Linked DNA regions of Mus musculus: region 1 is linked to region 2. A link is a contact called in ENCODE POLR2A ChIA-PET data. All regions are on one chromosome and are shown on one strand. Each heading gives the region's core, a stretch centred on a gene start or an enhancer-like site at or near the end of the contact. The rest is flanking DNA. Distances are from core to core; before and after follow the strand shown. Region 1 holds the start of Bcar1 (breast cancer anti-estrogen resistance 1). Region 2 holds the start of Zfp1 (zinc finger protein 1).

Region 1 (5,219 bases), core at 1,554-4,053, 100 kb after region 2:
CACAGAAAAGCAGCAGTGGGCAAAGCCATACTGCAGTGGGGCTGCTCTGCTCTGGACTTGCTCGTCACCTTACTGAAACAGGGCAGCCAACCTCTCGTCACTTGTGAACGTGGGTCTGGCATGGCAACAGTCATTTTCAAGTGCAAACTTCAAGCTAGGTCAGACTGCCTGATAGGCCTGTGGCACTGGCCAGCCATGCCCAGAAGGAAGGCGGACGTCAGAGGAAGCCAGGAAATGAGTAGCCAGGTACTGCCCAGGTACCTCTGCTCTCAGCAGAGGAGAGAGCATAAGCTGGCAGCCAGGGCTGTCATGGTTCCTCCCTCCCTCTGAACCTTATATCCCATGGGGGTCAAATAACAGAGCTAAGACCCCTGGCACAGCTGGAGTGGTAGTGCACACCTTTTAGACCAACACTTGGAGGAGGCGCAGGCAGATGGATTTCTGTATTAATTCAAGGCCAGCCTGGTCTACAGAGTAAATTCCAGGCTATTCAGGGCTATACAATGAGATCTTATCTCAAAAAACTAAAACAAAACCCTATTCAGATCCTACTTGGATATCCAGGAAACCACATCAACTCAACCTCGTCCGCCCCAAGTTCTCTCTGCCATCGTCATCTCCCATCGCCGGCTGTTAGCATCTTGTAATTTCTGTGGGCCAAAGTGCCTGCGTCAGCTCTAGCCAGGAAAAGACTGCCCAAATGAATGGGTGTTGCATAAAACTCAAATGTGTCCCTAAGTACCACATGGCCAGTCACCATTCTGGGCTCCCAGAGCAGGCAAATCTTTCTAGAAGCTCACCAGGGCTCCCAGCAAATGAAAGCTGTTTTCTGCTTCAGAAATGAACTTTCTCCATAGCCCCACAACCTCACATACTCTCAAAGTCCCAGGGGAGAGGACAATGGACTGGCAGCCTAGCTACACACCATGCAGATTACTGAGGGCTGTGGCTACAAGCGAATGGGAGATACATCAGACGGAGTGGATCTTGGTGGGGACAGACCTTCACTTCTTCACAGTGATTCTTATCTGTGCAAGTTTCACCAAACCCCCTTATCCTCTCTAGTTACAGACGGTGCCACTGCGGCACAGAGCAGAGAGCCATGACCTGAAATCTTGTGAGGTAAGGGCCTGCATGGACTACTAAACCAATCTTGGCCCTCCTAATCAGAGGCCTGTCCAGAGGGGTACTCCATGGTCATTACTGCCTTGGGGACCCTGGCCCTCCAGCACACTCAGCAGGTCTGCCTTGTTTTTCTGACCAGTGTCCACAGGGGCGGAGCTGGCTGGTGCCCTATGCCCCAAGCCAGAGAAAACTCTGAGCTCTGCAGAACAGCAAGAGCACAACAGAGGAGAGAGGCTTGGCAGGCTTGCTCTCTCTTCCTAGAGATGAGACAATTATGCTTTGAACCAGAAGAGATGGGGGTGGGGGGCTCCCATTAGCACTGCCTGGAAGCCCTAATTTTTTCATCTGTAACTCAGCATTACCGCTTCTAGGGGCGGGCAGGAGCTGAGCTCTCTAATTCTGTAATAACAATGCTTTGCGCTTACAGAACCCTCTCTTCTCCAGGAATCTCTGTACCCTACGGTGGTTAATTAAGAGGCCACTTGCCCTGCCAGGACGCTTGACTGTCTGCATCACGGAGAGAACCCAGTCCCCTGAGTGGATGAAGAGCAGTTCCAGCATAAGGCCAGGCCAGGCTAGGCATGGCTCTGGTCCATTGCCCCTTCCTGTCATCGGGAAAAATGCTTGAGTCAGCAGAGAAACGGTGGCTGTAGGCCATTACTCCAGGGCTGACAGGATGAAGGTGTGGTTTCACACCTCTGTTTGTCCATCTGTAAAGTGGGTTAATGCCTGTACCTGAGTCCATAGAATAATCAATGGAGACCTCAGGAGGAGACCCAAGTGTTAAGGACTGGCCCAAGGGCTGCTCAAGTCTGCCTGGTGGATCAGGAAGACAGAGGACCGGGATGGGATGTCAAGCAAACGGGGAAGCCCCTACAGAAAGGAGCTGCTAGTCGGAAGGTCCTGGGGTTCAATGGACCAACAAAACTTCCCACAAAGTGAGTGTACAAACCAGAGGTAGGGGGGAGGTACGCTATTTTCCAACAGCCAGCCAAGCCAACCATTCTGGGGTAAGGGTGTCTCCGGGGACAAAACAGACCCCGCCCCACTCCTGGCCATCCGGGTAGAGACCCGACAGCACAATAGGGCAGCCCTCCTAGGGAGTTTTCTGGGGAACAGTAGAGACCTTCCCACCCTTCATTCGGCGCAGCTGACCTGGCCATGGGCTTCTAAGGAGTGACAGAGCCCTCTTCTCCGTAGGCCTGACCACTCTGGTAGGAGATAGGGAAAAAGCACGGACCCCACCGGGCCCACTAGTCCCAGAGGCTCTCAAGAGGCTCCCAAACACCCCCTGCCCAACCCAGCCGTGCCGGGGTGCTCCCCGCGGGGCCAGTACGCCCCCCCCCCCGTCCTAGTCCGCTGTCCTGGAAGAGGCTGGAAAAGCCGGGTCTGAGAAGCCGGCTCTGGGGCAGCGCCCCCACCCTGACCCCCACCTCGGCCTGAAAAGAACCTCCGGCGACCCCCGATGGCCCAGGCCTGCGGTAGGGGGCGCGGGGTTCTCAGGCGGTCAGCACTCACCGGCACGGTCATCTTGGCCGCCGCCCCCCCGGAGCCCTGCAGCAGCGGCGCGGGCTAGCTCGGGCTCGGTGGGCCCGCGCCGCTCACAGCCCCCGGCGCGGGGTCCCGGCGTTCTCCGCTGTCCTGCCGGCTGCTTTCCGCCGCCACCGGACAGTCCGGCCGCTCCCCCCGCGCCGCGCATGCGCTGCCCGCACCGCCCCTCCCCCTCCCGCCTGCTCCGCCGCGGGCCGCGTTAAAGGCAAGGACCCGGGACCCCGGGATTTTTTCTGTCGGCACAACTGGTCGAGGAGGCTGGGTTCCCACACCTTGCACGTCCTTCCAAAGGCTACCTCCAGACTTATTATTAGACAATCCCATCCGGTCCGCCCACCCGGTTCTGGAATCCAGAACCCCCACCCCCTCACATCACGTCCCTCAGTGCGGGTCCCAAGGCTCCTACAACCCTACTTTGGGAGCAGTTTAGACTGGCTGAAGGCGATCTTAGATCAGCCTAGCACTACACCAGAATTCCTCTGCCCTCCGAGCCCAGCTGAGAATGAGCTTAGGTCTCCGCCAAAGCCCACTCCATCCCCCCAGGGAGCCCCAGACCCCCAGGAAGCAGCCTGATTAACACTGGATCCCCCTGAAAATAAAATCTAGAGTGGCTTTTAGGGAGGGACCCATAATGGGCCCTCCTGCCCAAGGCTGGAAGACAAGCAGGCCTTCAGGTCTTCCTTTCTTCCATGTTAATCACCCCTAATTTCTTCAGCTGTTTCACACTTGGTATGATGCCCAAACATGCACCTGCAAGCAGTGGGCACACGGTCTTCCGACTGCCACGCCCTCGCTTCTTTCACCTTCCCTCTCAGTACACTGAGGCTCTGAGCTCCATCAGCTACCAAGGGCATAAGACCCAGGGGTCTGTCCTGCTGCCCAACCACATATAACCTGTCACTGCTCCATGGGACCTCTTCCTGGGTAAGGCCAGACCCAGGGTAATTAATGGCTGCCACGGCCTGAGAAGGAGAGTGCAAACCTACATCAAGTGGGAGATGGATTCTATGGCTTTGCTTTGTCTAGGAGCCTACTGCTTTCCTAAGGGAACCTGTTCCGAAAAGCTGATTGGCAGCAGCCTTCCCTCCTGAGAGGACCTCGAGAGGGCGAGAGCTTCAGCTAGCTAGTATATAGTACTTGGGGACAAGGCTGCTGTGACCCGAAGCTGCTGCCTCCTCCTCCTCCTCCTCCTCTTCCTCCTCTTCCCCCTCCTCCTCCTCCTTCTCCTCCTTCTCTACCACCACCCCCACCACCACCTTCCTTTCCTCCTCCTCCATTTTTTCCTCCTCTTCTTCCTACTCCCCCCTCCTTTTCCCCGTCCTCCTCGCCTGGTTTATTTTATTTTGCGTGTGTGAGTGTTTGTGCATCCATGTGTGCATACCATGTACCTGCCTGCTGCCCTCAGCGGTCAGAAGACAGCATGGGATCCCCTGGAACTGGAGTTATGGAAATTATCAGCAGCCATGTGGGTACTGGAAACCAAACCTGGCTCTTCTGCGAGAGCAGAGGATGCGCTCCGTCCCAGGGACAAGCTTTTTTTTTTTTTTTTTTTTTTTTTTTGTCTTCCAGATGTACAGTGGTTGGAGGGCCGGGTGACTGGAGATGGAGTGAGGGTGGGTCTCTAACTTCCTCAGAGGCTCAGGGGTGGCCTCTGATCCCCCAACTTTTTTCTCCTGAGGTCTTGGGGGCAACCTTAGTCCCCTCAACCCTCTGGTAGATTCTGAGAAGGAACTCAACAATGAGGGAAGATATTTGAGAAAGAGGGACATCAGGACAGCCACCAGAGCCAGGTCTTGATTCCAGGACTGATGAGGGGGTCTTCGATACTTTGAACAGGGTTGCCCCTGTACCTCTTGAATACATGTTCTCAAGGTATTGCTAGGAGAGGGCAGACAAGGCCACAACAACCAGAGGGGTGCCTGGGCCGACAGCTGCCATCTCCTCAAAGGGCATTCTGTGTGTGTCTGGCACATGGCCCTACCCGTGCCCACCCGCCCGCGCCCAGCTGGCACCCGGGATTCTGAGCTGAGAACAGCAGTTCAGCCTGGCGCCTGGGCTCTAGGCCACACGCGCCGGAGGTCCCGGAGCCCCGCCCCTCCAAGTCAGGCTCCTCCTCCCTTTTCATTTCCTCTGGCTGGGAAAAGCGCAGGACTTTAGCTTCTGTTTATTCTAGGTGTCCAGGCTAGAAGACGATGAGTGAGCAGTAGGTAAAATATGCCTTCCACACTCTGGGTACAGAGAAATGGGGTCTCAGAGGATAGTGCATGTGGGGTCTGGCTTTGGAAGCCAGCTAGTCCTCCAGCGTGTCGCGCACAAACAGGGAAAAGGCAGATCCCTGGTAGATCTTTGCTTCTGGCAGAGATCAGGGATTTGGGTATAGGGTGTGAAGCAACTAGAGGAGGCTCCCTCGGGGATCTGACTATCCTGTATCCCTAGAGGCCGGAGCTGCTCTTCCCTCGCTAAGCCTTGCAGACAAATTATTCCACAATGACTCACCGAGTTCTTCAGAGACTAGCCTGTGGGGATGTCCAGACCAGAAGCAG
Region 2 (4,769 bases), core at 1,432-3,931:
TGGTGTATATCTTTAACCCCAACATTCAAGAGGCAGAGGCAGGAGAATCAGAAGTCCAAGACTGTTCTGAGCTACACATTGAGTATCCCACTCCTGGGTATCAACTTCAAGGAGTGTCTTCAACATTTAAGACCATCTCAAAAACAAAGAAAGAAAAGAAAAAAGAAAAGAGAGGGAAAAATGCATTTCAGCAAAACATGTACTATGTCTTCCAAACTCTCTTCCTAAGGGAGAAAATGATTTAAAAAAAAAAACCTTTGAATTTTGCAAAATCTTTAGGAACAGCTCACCCAGGGAGTGCTCATTTGATGGTGTTATCATAAAGGGGAGAGAAAGAGAGAGAGAGAAAGAGAGAGAGAGAGAGAGAGAGAACAAACTCTTTTTGTATCTTTGAGTTTCATCTCAAAATATGCATAGTTTTTTACAAAAATAGGGACACATTCTATTTTAGTGTAGATGTGGGTGTGTGTGTGCTGGGAATCAAGCCCAAGGTCTTTACAAGATAGCAAATGTTCTTCTATTGAGCTGCAGCCCCAGGCTAACTAGGGCCACATTGAGAGACTCTCATGTAACTCCTGCCTTTTTCATTTCTTGGTGAATTAGACACCTCCATCCTCTGAGCACAGATCCTTTTCAGCATCTCTTCCAGTTCTGTTTGTATATAATTACAGTTTGATTCACAATCATCGAACGATCTAGATAGTTTCCCATGTTTTACAAATACAAAAAACAAAAAAACAAAAAACAAAAAAACAAATACAGATGACAATATGGCATGTGTGCACTCACAAATGTGCCAGTGTGCATGTGGAAGTTAGAGGATCACTTGTGGGAAATGGTTCTCTTCTTCCACCATGTGGAGGATCAGGGCTGCTACTCAAGGCGTCAGGCTTGTTGGCAAGCACCGTCATCCTCTGAACCACCTTCCAGCCCTGCTTTTGCTGGTGGTGGTGCTTTTTTTTTTTTTTTTTTTTTAAGAAGAATCTACATGGCCCTGGCTGTACTGGAACTCACTATGCAATCTAAGACGGCATCAAATTCACAGAGATTCAATGGTGTCTGCCTCCTGAGTGCTGGGATTAAAATTGAGCACACCACAGCAGGCTCCAGCTCTAGTTTTGAGATTGGTCTTCAACTCTCTATCCCAGGCTAGCCTAGAACTCACTGTGTAGCAGCCCAGGTTGGTATCACACTCATAGCAGTGACCCTGCCTCAGTCTCCCAAGTGCTGAGATTAGAGAGATTAGAGATTACTCCCCCTCTATGTGAGGGGCAGTCTCCCATAGCCCAGATCAGCCTTCACCTACTCCTGCTGCTCTACTTCTGAGCACTGGGATCAATTCTATCCCCGTTCCTTTCCTTCCTGACCCCCCCATGCCTCAGAAATAGTTTTGTGTATATTTTATGCAAAGTTAAAATTATCATCAACAACAAATTTTTACGATTTTATGTGCATGAGTGTTTTGACTATTATATGTATGGATGTGCACCATATGCATGCAGCTATGCAGTGTTCATAATCACGGTCAAAACAGAAATAAAATCATACTGAGCATGGTACCGTTCGCCTGTTAGGAGACATTTCATGAGTCTAACCATCTCAGAAACAAGTTCCATCTTGCTGGCAGGGCCAAAACTGAGTTCATGTTCCCAGATCCCAGAATCAACTCCTATCCTGCTTCTTCAGGTGTTTCATGTCTGTGTGTTAACCAGTAATGGATATAAAAAGGGGGTTTTGCCATTATCCCATTATCTAACTAAGGCATGCAAATAGTAAGTGTATTTATTTCCTGTCGTGATTTAACGGACTACGTGCAGTTCCCTTATCATTCTAAATGCCAGGTCAGAGTCCAGGAGGGGACTTGACTGCAAAAGCTGACTCAGGACATTGAAACCAGGATAAGGCACAACCACCAATGTTAAACTTCCTTAACTCCTTGTGTCAAAATATGATTAGTCACTGCAACAGCCCCTCCCCGCCCCCCTTTGTGTTCCCATCCTGCAGTGCAGTCTCCCTTGGGGGACGAGGTTCAGATCCAGAACTGGCTGCCCCATACAGAAAATGAAGCTTTCATTTTGAAGCTTTTGTATCTGAAGTGAGTTTACTTAGCTTCCTCCCCTCTCCAGAACCCAGTAAGCAGGGAGCTGAAACAGGAAGATCATTAGTTTGAAGCCAGCCTAGGCTTGACAAGACCCTGTCTCAAACCAACAAACATGGGGTTATTTGTGCCAGTGCTTCCAAAAGTAACTGTAGAGCCGAGAGGTTAAGGAAAATGGTGGTAGTGGTAATGTGTGTGTCTGGGTGGGTGTAACACGGGGATCTCACTTTGTAGCCTTGACTGGACTGAGACTTTCTAAGTCTTCCAACTCCCAGGGATCTCTGCTTGCTTCTACTTCTCACTAGCTTGAATTAAAGGCGTGCACTACCACACCCAGAAAGGTGTGTGCTTCCAGTGCGGTTGAGATTTGCTTTAACGCACATATTTTGTTGTTGAAAGTTTTAATCAGTTACTCCAAATCCGGGTTTTTAACAGCACAGGAAGATGAAAGGGACCGTAACACAAACCAGACTGTTAACTTGGAAAAAACGGTCCCTACCCAACTAATAATGCGTACGTTTCCCAGAGTTCCTAGCAGCGCGGCTCAGAGGCATTATGGGAATTGTAGTCCTACACCTCAGCGTCACAGCTCCGAGGACTCTGGGAACGGCCGCTCGCTCCACAAGGTGCACGCTTGCGCAAAAGCGCTAGCGCTCGCCCTTCCCCCACCTGCAGTCGCGAGTGGGTGACAAGAGCCCCCTTCTCCGCGAGCCTCGTGACCCGGAACCGCGAGTGGAGGCTAGACCCCTCCAGGTATGTCTGCAAGGCCGGGATGCGCGGGCCCGGGAGGAAGGTCGCGTCTGCGCCGGAGTGGGAGTCTCAACTTCGACGCCTTGCGGGCCGCGGCGACCCCTGGGCGTAGGGTCGGGCCTCGAGCTCTTCTGAGAGTCGGTCCCTATGGGCTGTTCGCGGTCGGCGTGTGTGGGGTCGGAGGAGGACGGGCAGCTCCCGGGCTCAGCCTCCCTTTGGGGGGAGACGCGCCACTGCTGGCCGTCGCGGGGCTCAGGCCGCGCGGGGGCGAGTCTGGAAGCCTGGCGGGCGGGCGCGCGCTTGACCCTCCACGAGGGTGTGGGGGCGGGGCTCACGGTGCTAGCCACGCCCCCACGGTGGCTTTGCGGGCTCCTGGAACCTCCTTGTTCCTGGTGTCTGGTGTTTCCAGTTATATTGTCACGGAATTATCACGTCTATCCCGTTACTTCCGGTTTGAGCGTCAGTATAACAGATTTTTCTTTTTCTTTTTTTTTTTCCTAACATTGGCTTTTCTTTTTTTCTAATATTGACTTTTCTGTTTAGCTTGGGTAAAAGTTTTCATATAAGTATGTTGCCGAGGTCCAGCCTCAGCTTGAGGTGAGGATGGTCCTGAGAAAGGGGTGAGTGGGAGTGGTGCTGACTGAATAATATATGAGTCAGTAGTGGATACAAGCTGTCAGTTCATGTGTTCTCTTGTCAGAAACTGAACCCAGTCTTTTATTTACTAAAGATTTATTCATTAAATCTTTTTACCGCTGTTAATCATTTTCTAAAAAAAAAAATCCATGGTTACATAAATTCCAGTAATCCCGAACCTCCAACCCCCGTTTCTTTGAAATGAAAGCTAAGCAAAAGTACATTTCCTTATCTCTTAAACACAGTGTTCTCTTCACGGGCAGCAGGGCACAGTTCTTGTGGTTTCTTATTGTTTGAACACAGTCTGTTCTTCACGGCAGCTGGGCATAGCTTTTGCGGTTTCCTGGCACAGCAGACAGTCATTAAAGTGGCTATAAGAACAGAAAAGTGACAGACTACTGAGGTTAAAATGATTTCTTGCCGGGCATGGTGGCGCACGCCTTTAATCCCAGCACTTGGGAGGCAGAGGCAGGCGGATTTCTACAAAGTGAGTTCCAGGACAGCCAGGGCTACACAGAGAAACACTGTCTCCAAAAAAAAAAAAAAAAAAAAAAAAAAAAAAAAAAAAAAAAAAAAAAATCTCTTACTGGGCTGGAGAGATGGCTCAGTGGGGTAAAAGCACTGACTGCTCTTCTGAAGGTCCTGAGTTCAAATCCCAACAACCACATGGTGGCTCACAACCGTCTGTAGTGGGATCTGATGCCTTCTTCTGGTGTGTCTGAAGACAGTGACAGTGTACTTACATATATTAAATAAATCTTTACAAAGTTTTAACATTTTCGCAAGTAAAGCAGGTGGCTCTGTCTGATCTCTCTCTAGGCATTGATCTCTCCAGTCCCTCCAGTAGCAAGGAGAATGAAGGACTAACTTTTTATATGCATATCATCTTTTAATTCTCTAATCTTTGTTTCCATATCTTAACAATTCCATAGCCTCAGGTCCAAGATTGACAATCTCTCCATAAACGTTAGTTCACTAGCCTGCTGTACTTTCCCGTTAAACTACACTCTCCTTCTAATACTATCTGTTTCTGCATCATACACACGTTTTCCTCCTATAAGATAAGCCCACCTGTCATTTGCTTGTTTTTTTACAGATTCCTTTTTTTTTAAAAGATTTATTTATTTATTATATGAAAGTACACTGTAGCTGTCTTAATGAGGGAGTCAGATTTCATTACAGATGGTTGTGAGCCACCATGTGGTTGCTGGGATTTGAACTCAGGACCTTCGGAAGAGCAGTCAGTGCTCTTAACCACTGAGCCATCTCTCCAGCCCCCAGAATA

The links. ChIA-PET counts read pairs that join two places held with the same protein, here RNA polymerase II (POLR2A).
Region 1: POLR2A ChIA-PET joins it to region 2 with 10 read pairs in Patski. The contact joins the promoter of Bcar1 here to the promoter of Zfp1 in region 2. POLR2A ChIA-PET finds 5 or more read pairs at or near these places in 2 of 5 experiments (Patski and embryonic stem cell).

Annotation. Positions count from the first base shown.
Region 1 is chr8:111,741,046-111,746,264 of GRCm38, forward strand. It overlaps Bcar1 (breast cancer anti-estrogen resistance 1), which reads right to left and starts at 2,804. Exons shown (of 7, transcript NM_009954.3): 1 at 2,644-2,804. The coding sequence starts at 2,655. It overlaps Gm51589 (a long non-coding RNA gene), which reads left to right and starts at 601. Exons shown (of 3, transcript XR_003947596.1): 1 at 601-1,122; 2 at 1,570-2,063.
Region 2 is chr8:111,640,762-111,645,530 of GRCm38, forward strand. It overlaps Zfp1 (zinc finger protein 1), which reads left to right and starts at 2,682. Exons shown (of 4, transcript NM_001037665.2): 1 at 2,682-2,851.